Regions from separate parts of the Homo sapiens genome. Here region 1 is linked to region 2. A link is a loop called in an ENCODE intact Hi-C map of the cell type or tissue named here. Cell type or tissue: CD14-positive monocyte. All regions are shown on one strand. Links, peaks and the distances in the headings refer to the core of each region. The heading gives the core; the rest is flanking DNA.

Region 1 (5,370 bases), core at 285-5,284, 83 kb before region 2:
TCAAAATTCTCATTTTTTCTTGAAAGTTTAAATTGTATTATTGCTGACAAATACTATTGGTTGTTTTCCTTAAAGTGACAGGCTCACTTCATTAATTTTTGAGAAGACATCTGCTGTATACTTAAGTCTAAATAACCATAGTCTGTCAGTTACTCTTTCAAATGAAAATGGTGTTCCTTGAAAAAAGTGGCTTGCAACTTTATCTCACAAGTCCCATTCCTGAAGATAACCATCCGCTTTAGTATAGCAGTACTGCTTTATCTGCCTGTACATTCCAAAAGATGGGCCATAAGGGTTAAGAGTTAATAAAATTAATTCCTACCAGTTCATCAAGGACAGCCTTAAATGAAACTCTATCTACCTGTCATCTATCATCTATCATCATCCCCGTATTTATCTATGGTGAAATACAGTGACTGCTACTAGAGTTTGAGATCGCTGCCTTGGTTTGTGCTAAGGCACCAGTGGTTTTACCCATCATTGCTTTTGTATCATGAGTGGAAATGTCAATGCATTTGTTCCAGGATAAACCATGAAAGTCAGTAAAGCATCCAACACTTTAAGTATTTCAGCCAGTATTACTTGTGCTTCGTTGCCAAGTATTTACATAAGAGATCTTTGTGATTAGTGACTGTTGATACTGGAAGATTACAAGCAAAATAACAAATCCAGGCGTAGTTCTGCAGATGAGATATTAACTCAGCATTCACGTTTACAGCTTCATCTTTAATTCGACAGGCTATTGTTTCATTGGAAAGTGACACTAATGTGATTTCTTTTGTAACTTTCCATCCAGCAGGCATTCAGCAGTGGCAGCTGTACAAGGCTATCGTGTGTGTTTCTCTAGCGAAGGCAATATAACTTACCTACCCTGCAAGGTTCTTTACTGGCCGTGTTTTAAAATTTTGGGTGGTGGGGGGAGAATAATTTTAGATTTACAGAAAAAAAATAGTAGAGAGGATTCCTGTCTACCCATCATACAGCTGCAGTGGCTTTTTAATTTCTAGTTTGAAAAGTGATAAAAAACAAATGTTCAATTTCTCACTTTTAAAGAACTCATCACGATTTAAATAAACTCATCACTCATCAATATTTAAACAAACTCATCTTGTTTAAATAGTCAAATTCTTTTTCATTAAACTCCGAATGATTGGTCTCAAAATTGCACTCCAACTTAACTGACGTTTACACTCCAACTTAACTGACATAGTTAAATATATTCTGTTACATAAGTTACAATAAGGTAAATTATTGACATCTGTAAAACTGAGGGAAAGACAGCTTTCATCATATTTATTTTTTACTGGCAGTTTCATCCAGCTTCTTTGGAATAGATTCCTCCCTTCCATGAGTCAGAGAACTTTCCCTCCCTTATTACTTCCCTCCTTCTTGCCACTAGTTGGGATTTTGATTGGGACTACATTAAATCTATAAATCAATTTGAGTGTTTTATACCATGAGCATAGTATGTCTCCATTGTTTTGAGGCCTTTTTATACTGTGCTTCAAATCTAATTTAAATACCTGATACATAAAGACTTGAGTCATTGCCACCTTTTTTTAATATCCAGAATCATTTGGAGAATAATCCAATGTGAATAAATTCAAATGTGAATCATTTGAAGAAGCTAATTGGTAGAGTTAGAACAGTATAATGGCCAAATCGATACTTTTCTTAGAATTTGAGACAAGAAATAGAAAAATGTGGCTGTTGGTCACATTAGTGCTATAATGGAATTGTAATGAAACACAGCATGACAGATCCAACAAAGTGCAATCAGAACTAGCTAGACCGGGGCATGGAACTTGTATACATCTCGAGAGCAAGAAGTTAAATTCAAGAAGATGGGCTGAACAAGATAGGAACAAGCTAATTGTCCAAGCAGTCAAGAGTAACAAGATCTTCCAAGTGAGGCCTAAGAACTCAGGCAAGGAGGAAAAAAAAAAAATAGAACTCAGGCAAGGAGACAATAAGAAACAACATGGGACTTGTAATCCACACAGAGGATCTGGGCAGTGAGTCTTGAACAACAGGGGAAGCGACAGTGAAGCTTAACACAAAGCAAGAGTTTTATAATCTTATTCTTCCTTCCCTTCTTGACCAGAGCCACAGGTGGCCTTAGCACGGATGTGGAGCTCTAGGGTGTCTGGCCCAAGGATGGTGCTCAGGGCTGGATCATTGAGTTCCTCTGAGAGTGCCTCTCCAGAGGGCTCCAGTGCAAACCTCAAGGTGCCCCTGGTTTTCCTTTCCCTTGCCCTGGTGTTCTCCCCTCTCCATCTCAATTTTGCCTGGGAACAGCTCTGCTCCATGGAAAAGACAGTTTGCTGCTCACAGTGCCCCAGGGGCAGGGGCGTGCCACACCACAGGGAGTCACACAAGGAAGCACTGGGGTGGAGCAAGAGGCTGAGAGAGGGGTAAGTATAGGTGAGGTGGCATAAGCATGCTGAGGACTGTTTCGTTTGGATGAATTTCAGTGGGCTCTCGAGCAAAGGGGCTTTCCCTACTTGTCTGGCACCTAGCCCTGGGGTGATTAGGGCAGGTGGATAATGGCCAGGCGTGTAAGAGCCCAATAAAGGAGATGGTTGGGGTGTGAGCTCTGGATTGGTTGATTTGTATTTGGAAAGCACACTTGGGGGCAAATGTTTTAATATTCCTAAGAGCTGACTAGTTCTGGAAGGGGCAGTCCCTCCAGGGCCAGGCAAGCTCCAATCAAAGCATCAGCGTAGAGGGAATGGAAGACATGGCTAAAACATGAAACCTCCACAGCCTGGCCTCACTGAATATCTAGTCTCATCTCCCTCTCCTCTCGGAAATGGACTCTGGGCCTGAAGGAGTTCCAGGGACCTTACATGGCCCCAAACCCCCCTTCTTGGTTTTCCCACTTCCTTTATCCCATCATTGCTGTCAACCAGGTTCCAGAGCAGGGACAGTTGACTGCCACCAGGCATCTGGCCATAACGTTGACATTGCTCCCCTTGTTATTCAGCCCAATTGACAAAAACTGAAGTCTTTCAAAAGGAACTTTTATTAAAAACTAAAGGAAGAAACTTAGCAAATAAGAGAGGTGTTCAAGCATAGGTTCCAGATTGAAACTGCAGAGCAGGTGACATCCCAGCTGAGGAGCAGCAGGAGCCAAGGCACCAGCCTGATGCTAACCAAGGGGGGTTCACTTTGGCCACAGCTCAGGGAGTATGGAGGGCAAGGGTGGGAGACAAAGCTGGAAGGATGAATTGGAGCCAGACAGTAAAGAGTGGACACTCACTGAAGATTTGTGAGCCCAAGAGACGTGAGCAGAGCCATGCCTTCAGAGGACTACTCTGGCATCAGTGTTCAAGTTCACTGGGGACCGGAAGAGCTTAGTGCGGCAACACAGCCAGTATTTTCCCAGTGCTTCCGTGTGCAGGCATGGGCCAAGAGCTTCCCTGGCTTTCTCCCGTGTATTCCCCTCACCCTTCTGCCAGGTGTGTGCTATTCTTAGCCCCATTTTATGGATAAGAAAACCAAAGTTCAGAGAGGTTCAGAAACTTGTCTAGGGTCCCAAGGCAGTAGCTGGTGGGACAGAGATTTAAGCCCAGGCTGGCGTGAGAGCCTGCAGGCTGCAGCGGGAGTGGGGCTGAGCTTGGCTGATGGCAGAGGGTGCTCCTGGAGGTGGGACCTGCAGGAGTTGGGAACTCAGGAGGCATGACATGAGTAACCAAAGGCTGGTAACCTTGGACCCTAGGTAGCTGGGAGGATAGCGATGCCATTAACAATACGGGGAACACAGGCTGGGGGTAAGAGCAGATCATGTGTAGGGCGAAACTAGATTTTGCACGTGTCAGGAGGCACAACAAGATGATGTGGCTAGAACGGAAAATGATAGGGCATAGAACCAGACAGTTCCTGACCAGCCTTCCTCCAGGTGACTTTGCATTCCATACGCAGAGACATACTGTTGAGGGTTTGGGGCCTCCTTTCTCTTCGGCCACCTTCATACGTGACCTGTGAGATTGTGGACCCACTTGAAGCTGCTTCTAGGTGCATGTCCAGAGAGCCAGAGGCTAGCTGCTCTCCATGAATCAGTCACCTCTGATGGGTCACCCATCGTGGCCAGCTCGCTTGGCATGGCCAGCTCGCTTGGCGTGGCACAGGCTACGCTTCTAATCCCCGTTACCTAATGAGTAAAGAAGTGTCTGTCTTATGTCTGTGTTACTTGCAGGACCTTTCCATTATTTAACCAAGTCAATAAAGAAACCAGTGTTTCCCAATTAAGGCTTTTGCTTCTTTCTGGTACCTTTTCAGCTTCTAAATTCGTTTATTTCTGCAACACTGCTCGTGTGCTCTCAGACCCTGGCTGGGATGCACCACCCAGCAGGCTGACTCATGGCTCCTGCCCTCATTTCCACTCTGGTTTCTATGGAAATAGACATCCGATGGCTCAAAACAAGGTGAGGGCTTGTAGACACCTCATGATTCCTAGGCATTTATAAACCCTATTTGTCCAACATCGGTTGCCTTGGAAACAGGTGCAGAAAAGGTTTTCTCTCTTATCTGATTTTTTAAAAATTTTACCAAAGCAGTGATGAGTTTTTCCTGTTATCACGGAATTTGGGAATAATAGTACATTTTATGTAGTGAAGCATATTTCTAGTTTTTCATTATTTGATAAATAAATGCATTCTACATTATTTCATTTTACAATATTTATTTAATAAATAAATACGTTTCTATCCATTTGATCAAATCACTATCACTTGGTATTCAAAGATGAAATGCTTAGCGTCTGGGTCTAGAAATATGACTGGAGAAAAAATGTGTATGGCCTGCTGTTCCTTGCAACTTCAGAATTCGAGGCATCTAGGGCATAGATGTCTTGAATTCTGAAGTTGGAAGGACAACAGGCCATATACCACTTTTTACAATTTTTTTTTTTTGCAAAATCTAAGATGTTTTTTCCAATTGAAGTTAGAGTTTAAGTGATCAAAACTGATGTTTATGCTGAACCTTAGCAAGTGGGAAAATCCAACTAATTATTTCAGTCTTATACTATCCTGACCAAGGTTCTTGGCTTGCATCGCTGCTTGGTTTTAAGAGCTCAGGGTCTGTTTACTCAAATTGAGCCATTTTATATCTAAATTCTGTGTGCCATCCATGTTATGTAAAATATGGAGCATGTCTGTTATAGAAAACATAGAAATAGAAGCAATTTTCTGTTAATCGTGAGCAAGTAAGCAATGCACCATACTCGGTTTAGTGGAGTGACGAGGACTACATAACTAACTGATAGTCATTCATTAAGCATTTGTTAGGCATGGTGTATTAAAGTTCAGCTATGGGGCCGGGCGCGGTGGCTCACGCCTGTAATCCCAGCACTTTGGGAGGCTGAGGCGG
Region 2 (5,370 bases), core at 277-5,276:
CACCTGTGGACCCTGCTAGTGGGGCTCAGGGAGGCTGCTGCCTTAGTGCTTCACTGCAACCCTGGGAGGTCACACTATTATTATTATTTTTTTTAGAAAATATATAATAATAATATTATTTATTATCATTTATGCTGGGAAGCAGTGGTGCAGTCATGGCTCACTGCAGCCTCAATTTCCCAGGCTCGCCTCAGCCTCAGCCTCCTCTCACCTCAGCCTCAGCCTCCAAAACCACAGGCACGCACCACCACACCCTGCTAATTTTTAAATTTTTGTAGAGACGGGGGTCTCACTGTGTTGCCCAGGCTGGTCTTGAGCTCCTGAGCTCAAGTGATCCTCCTGCCTCCGTCTCCCAAAGTGCTGGGATTACAGGCGTGAGCCGCCACGCCTGGCCGGGTTGCATTATTAACGCTACTCTAATGGCACCAAGTCCCAGCCCCACCACCCACCTGCCTCAGTTTCCTTCTCTGTAAAATGGGACTAACAAGAATCTGTGCCTGGCCAGGCTGTAGGGCTGCTGGGGAAGCAGAGAGGAGGGTGTGTGTGAAGAGGAGGCTTCGCGTGTGTGAGGAGGCCTTTGGCCAGAGCCTGGGAAGGACTTCTGGAGCCCTCCAGCTCTCCAGCCCACCTCTCTCCCAGGGCAGCAGAGCCACGGGCAGAGAGATCTGGCGGGCCTAGTGGGAGCAGGGCTGCCCAGCCTGCACCTGGTCAGGCTCTGCTCCATGAAAAGGCAGCCATTCAGGGCCAGCTTGGACGGCAGCCGGGTGACGAGAGACAGGGAGCCCTGTGCTCCGGAGAGGAAGCAGGCCTCCGTGTGGCCTCAGCGTGGGGCTGAGCTGCCAGCTCAGGAGGGGAGGCGCCCGAGAGGGAAGACTAAGCTAGTGTTTGGGGCTGAGGGGCTGAAAGGAGGCTGTGTGTACCCAGGCTGGCCGCCCGGTGGGCGGGATGTGAGTCATGGTGGCCTGGGGGAGGGTGCTGCCTGGGCCCAGCTGTCCAGGGCGAGGGGCACAATGCCCACCGCGGGTGAATATGTGGCAGTATGTGCTGGGGGTGGGGCTGAGGCTCTGCACATCTGGCCAAGCCGCCCCAGGCTCCCTGGGGTGGGCACACCCCATTGCCCTCTGAATATGGCTGCCCCTCCTCCCTGCCCAGGTCTCCAGGCTGCCATGCTGGCGATGTGGTCCCGTAGTTGCTCAGCCAGTGGGCATCAGCCCCGCCCTTCTGCGTGCTGCCCACCAGGAAAACGGAAAGGCCGGTCCCTGCTCTTAGTGGTGCCCCGTGTGGTGGGACAGGTGGAGGAGGGACAGACAGAGGAGGCTCGTGCAGGGGAACGCCAGCCAAGGAGGGAGCGCCTGCTCCAAGGGAGGGGGCATTTGAGGTGGGTTTTGAAAGATGAGCAGGAACTCACTGGATTCTAAAAGGCGGGTGGAGAGAGCACATTTGAGCAGAAGGAAGGCTGGGATCTGAGTGAACGGAGACCAGGGTTGCTGGATTGAGGTTGGGGGCAGATGCGGGTGGTGTTAAGGGTTTGTGGACAGTGCCCAGAGGGCCCTGAAGGTGATGGGAGGCACAGACTTGAGAACTTGGGCAAAGATCACAAGGGCTGCTCACGGATGTAACAGGGCCCTGCCTGGTCCTCAGCCCCTTCCCAAGGGCCTACCAGGCAGAGTTTCACTGGTAACAGATGAGCTGGCTCAGGGAGGCCCCTTCCACCTGGGAAAGGCCATGGACATGGTGTGTGTGTGTGTACGTCTCTGGCTGTGTGTGGATGGGTGTGTGTGTGTGTGTGTGTTTTTTACCAAGTGTGCATGTATCTCAGGTGTGTGAGGGTTACATGCATGTCTGTGTATCTGACCTCTATGTGTATAGGCATGGTTTGTGTCTCTCCAAATATGCGTGTGTGTCTGTATGTGTATGCATGTCCCTGAGTGTGTGTGTTCATGCGTCTGGGTTCACACGTATGCCTGCGTGTTTCTGTGCGTGTGTTTGTGAGAGTGTGTGTCTATGTGTGCCCACCAACGCCCCTGCCGACAGCAGCCTAGGTGCAGCCCCGCCGCCCTGTGTCCGGGGCGCGCTGCTCCACTTCTTCTTTGCCTTCTGAGCCCTCTTTGCTGGGCTTCCAGTTCCTGGGCATCTTTGAACTCCAGCTTCTCTCTCTGGCTGCCCAGCTCCACCCTGACTTTCCTGGGTCCCAAACCCAAAAAGCTCAGAGCAGCCAATGGGTGCCTGGGCACAGGAAAGGGTCCAGAGAGCTGCCCAGCCCCAGAAGGAGCTGCGTCCTCCCTCCACTGGCCAGCCTGCGGCTCCTCCCCACCCCAGAAAGAAGGGCTGATCAGGAGCACATGTGGAGGCATTTCCCAGCACCTCTCACCTGATTCTCCAGCCTTCTGGGACTCTCATCTAGGGCTCTGTTTTGGATGATCTGAGAGTCCCAGGGGCTTGGCATGAGTGGGAGACCAGGCCCAGGCATCTCTGCAGCTGCTGAGTGAGCCTCTGGAACCAGGTTTTCTTGATAACAGCAGCTTCCTTTGACGGATCTGCCCACTCCAGGCTGTTCTCATGGGGCTGCAAATCTCAGGACTTGTCCCAACCACAGAAGGGAATGCATAACCCAGGCCTGGCCCACTGTGGTACCCCCGCCCCCCCGCAACGTGATCATTGGCCTAGGTTGGGGACATGACTGAAGTGAGACTAGTGAGAGTCCTTCCCTAGACATCTGTATATGGAGGCCGAGACAGGGAAAAACCTCTCTTTTCTCTGAGGTCCCTGAGATGAGGTGACAAATGCCTCAGCCCATTTGCGAGCCTGTGTTTCTCCTGCTCTTCATGAAGAAGTCCGCAGACCTTAGGGAAGAGCTAGGGGCTGGGCAACTGTCCAGAGAGAGAGGCTGTGGAGGGAGAGGGGATCCTGTTATATGAGCCAACAAATCCCTCTGGCTGGAGCCACCTTGGGTCGGGCTGCTGTCTCTCACAACCAGAGGAGCCCTGAGCGATCCGTGCCTGGAACCACACAGCTGGGTTTCCAGGGAGCACCTTTGCCTGGCCCTCGACATGCCTCATCGTTCCTCCCTGGCCTTCTCAGATCCTGCACAGAGGCTGTGGACACCCTCTTCCATTCCTCAAGCTCTAAACCCACTTCTGCTTCCTCAACTGCCACCTATTTCAGTGGGAAATTTTAACTTCCTTAACTCGTTCCTTTCTGGCCCCAATTGCTTCCATTGCCGCTTCCCCATTCTGTCCTCCTCCTGCCCAGGTTCAATGACGCAGTGGCCCTCCTCTGGCCCTGGCTCAAGGCCCACCAAGAGAGCAGGGATTGGAGGGCTGAAAACCGGTGGTTCCCAAACCTGCCTACACTTTGAGAATCACTGGGAATCTCTGGGAAATTACAGTCTCCTAGGCAGCATCCTTGCATGCAGGCTCTGGAATTGGTAAGAAGCACCTCCTCTGGGAGGGCAAGGTGTCTTCCTGGTTGTTGGGCTTGGCTTTATTGGGCAGGACTGGGCCATGGAAGGGCACCTCAGGGTTCCCCGCAGCAGGATGCTGCCTGGCATGCTGCTTCTATGAGAGCCCTGCTTGCAGCCTTTTTTTTTTTTTTTTTTTTTTAAGATGGAGTCTCTCACTCTGTCGCCCAGGCTGGAGTGCAGTGGCACAATCTCGGCTCACTGCAAGCTCCGCCTCCTGGGTTCAAGTGATTCTCCTGCCTCAGCCTCCCAAGTAGTTGGGATTACAGGCACCCGCCACCACGCCCAGCTAATTTTTATATTTTAGTAGAAACGGAGTTTCACCATGTTGATCAGGCTGGTCTTGAACTCCTGACCTCAAGTGATCTGCCCGCCTCAGCCTCCCAAAGTGCTGGGATTACAGGCCTGAGCCACCATGCCCGGCCACATGCAGCCTCTTTAAACTTCTTCCTGTTTCAGTTCAACGCCTTGTGATCTGGGCTTCTTTCTGGCCCAGTCTTCCCTTGGGCAAGGGGAGTTCCCAGACTCCAGACCACCCACACCTTGAAGACACGGTCATCTCCTCCTACCTCGCTGCTTGCTCCATCCTGGCCTTCTCCTCCTCCCACCCCTTCAAAGGAAGACCTGTCCCCCAGGGAAATGTGTTCTCCCTTTTCATTTTCCATCCCTACTTCCCTTCCTGCCCTAGATCCACACACTGCCTTGGCTTCACACAGGAGCCATTTCTGGGAGACATCAGTTTACCTGGGGGCACTCCCCCAGTGCTTGTCTGGGTAGTGAGCCCCTTGACTCAGCAGCCTTGAGGTCCCTCCTGCACTGCCCTGCAGGATGGGTCAGGTTCTCTGCAGAGGATATTGGTGGCCTTCAAGGACCAGAGGTAGTTGAGAAAGCGTAGGTCTCACCCCACCCTTCCCCATCGGGTGGCATATTATAATGAAATCAACTCTCAGACCCAACGGCTACCCTACTGGAAACATCTGTTAGCACGAAGCACAGAAACAGACACCCTGCCCCTGCCCACAAGCTCAGGGAAGTCTCACTCTGTCCTGTCACAACAGCTTTTGTCAGGGTGAATTCAAGGACATGCTCACCATGACTAGCTAACCTCCAGTCAGAGCACCACCTGCGGGGGCCCAGAACCACTCAGAGAAAGTTCTAGACCCGGGGCACTGCCCTGCTGGTGGCTGGACTTGCCCAGGCACAGGCAGAGGGGACTTGCGGTGCCTCTTCCCAGGCACACATCTTCAGCAACACTCTTTTTACTACAGAACAATGATTTCCGACCCTCCCGTGTTAATGTACAGACCCTCTGCTGTGACAGTAGACAACCACATTTGAAGTGCTGGCTGTGGCTGCCCCTGGAGTGTAGACTGCTGCTCAGGGTCTTTCAAAAACACCAACTAAGTTTAACTCACACGCTCACAAAATCACAGCAGCACTGAGGCGATTACAGCCAGCATAGCTGCCTGCCCGTGGCCCCTGCTGGGCTCCGCGCTCTCGCCCCACGATGGCCACCTCTCTGCAAGGCACGCAAGACTCCTCACCTTCTGCTTTGGGGGTCCCTCTGACCCAAGTTGGCCCCCACCTTGTCCAGTCAAGCCACTGACCCAGTGTGTTTTCTGGCCAGTCAGATACTCCCACCCTTGGGTCTCTGCAGCCCTCGCCTCTGGGCAAAGGCCTGTGCTGGGGTTACCAGCAGGGTCGGATTCCAACCTATTCTGGAAGGTTGAAGGGGTGGGATATAAAAGAAAGTGGAGGTGGAGGTAGGGATGGGCTGAGGGGCCAAAAGATGTACTGGGGAAGGGGGCATTTCTTGGGGTCCTCCAACGTCCTGGCTCACGAGCTTCCCCCTCCAAGGGAGCAACCTGAGGTGCACAGAGTGGCCTTGTGACAAGGACACAGAACCCACC

Evidence for each region. Hi-C counts contacts between places; a loop is a spot of excess contacts. Peaks named below come from ENCODE experiments on the same cell type or tissue, not always from the same donor. Only the 100,000 strongest peaks of a DNase experiment are listed, where the experiment ranks them.
Region 1: it touches region 2 in a loop (2.1-fold over the local background); 62 of 110 quality-filtered maps call a loop at or near these places.

Annotation. Positions count from the first base shown.
Region 1 is chr2:231,304,818-231,310,187 of GRCh38, forward strand. The region is part of intron 19 of ARMC9 (armadillo repeat containing 9); the gene reads left to right. Among named protein-coding and RNA genes, the nearest start is that of MIR4777, 55 kb to the right of the region's middle. In CD14-positive monocyte, for the core only: no CTCF peak of the experiment used is centred there; no DNase peak of the experiment used is centred there.
Region 2 is chr2:231,387,684-231,393,053 of GRCh38, forward strand. No RefSeq gene overlaps it. Among named protein-coding and RNA genes, the nearest start is that of B3GNT7, 5.3 kb to the right of the region's middle. RefSeq lists enhancers at 454-994, 3,839-3,998, 4,482-5,065 and a silencer at 755-1,049. In CD14-positive monocyte, for the core only: no CTCF peak of the experiment used is centred there; DNase peaks (open chromatin) are centred at 858 and 3,178; H3K4me3 peaks cover 614 bases.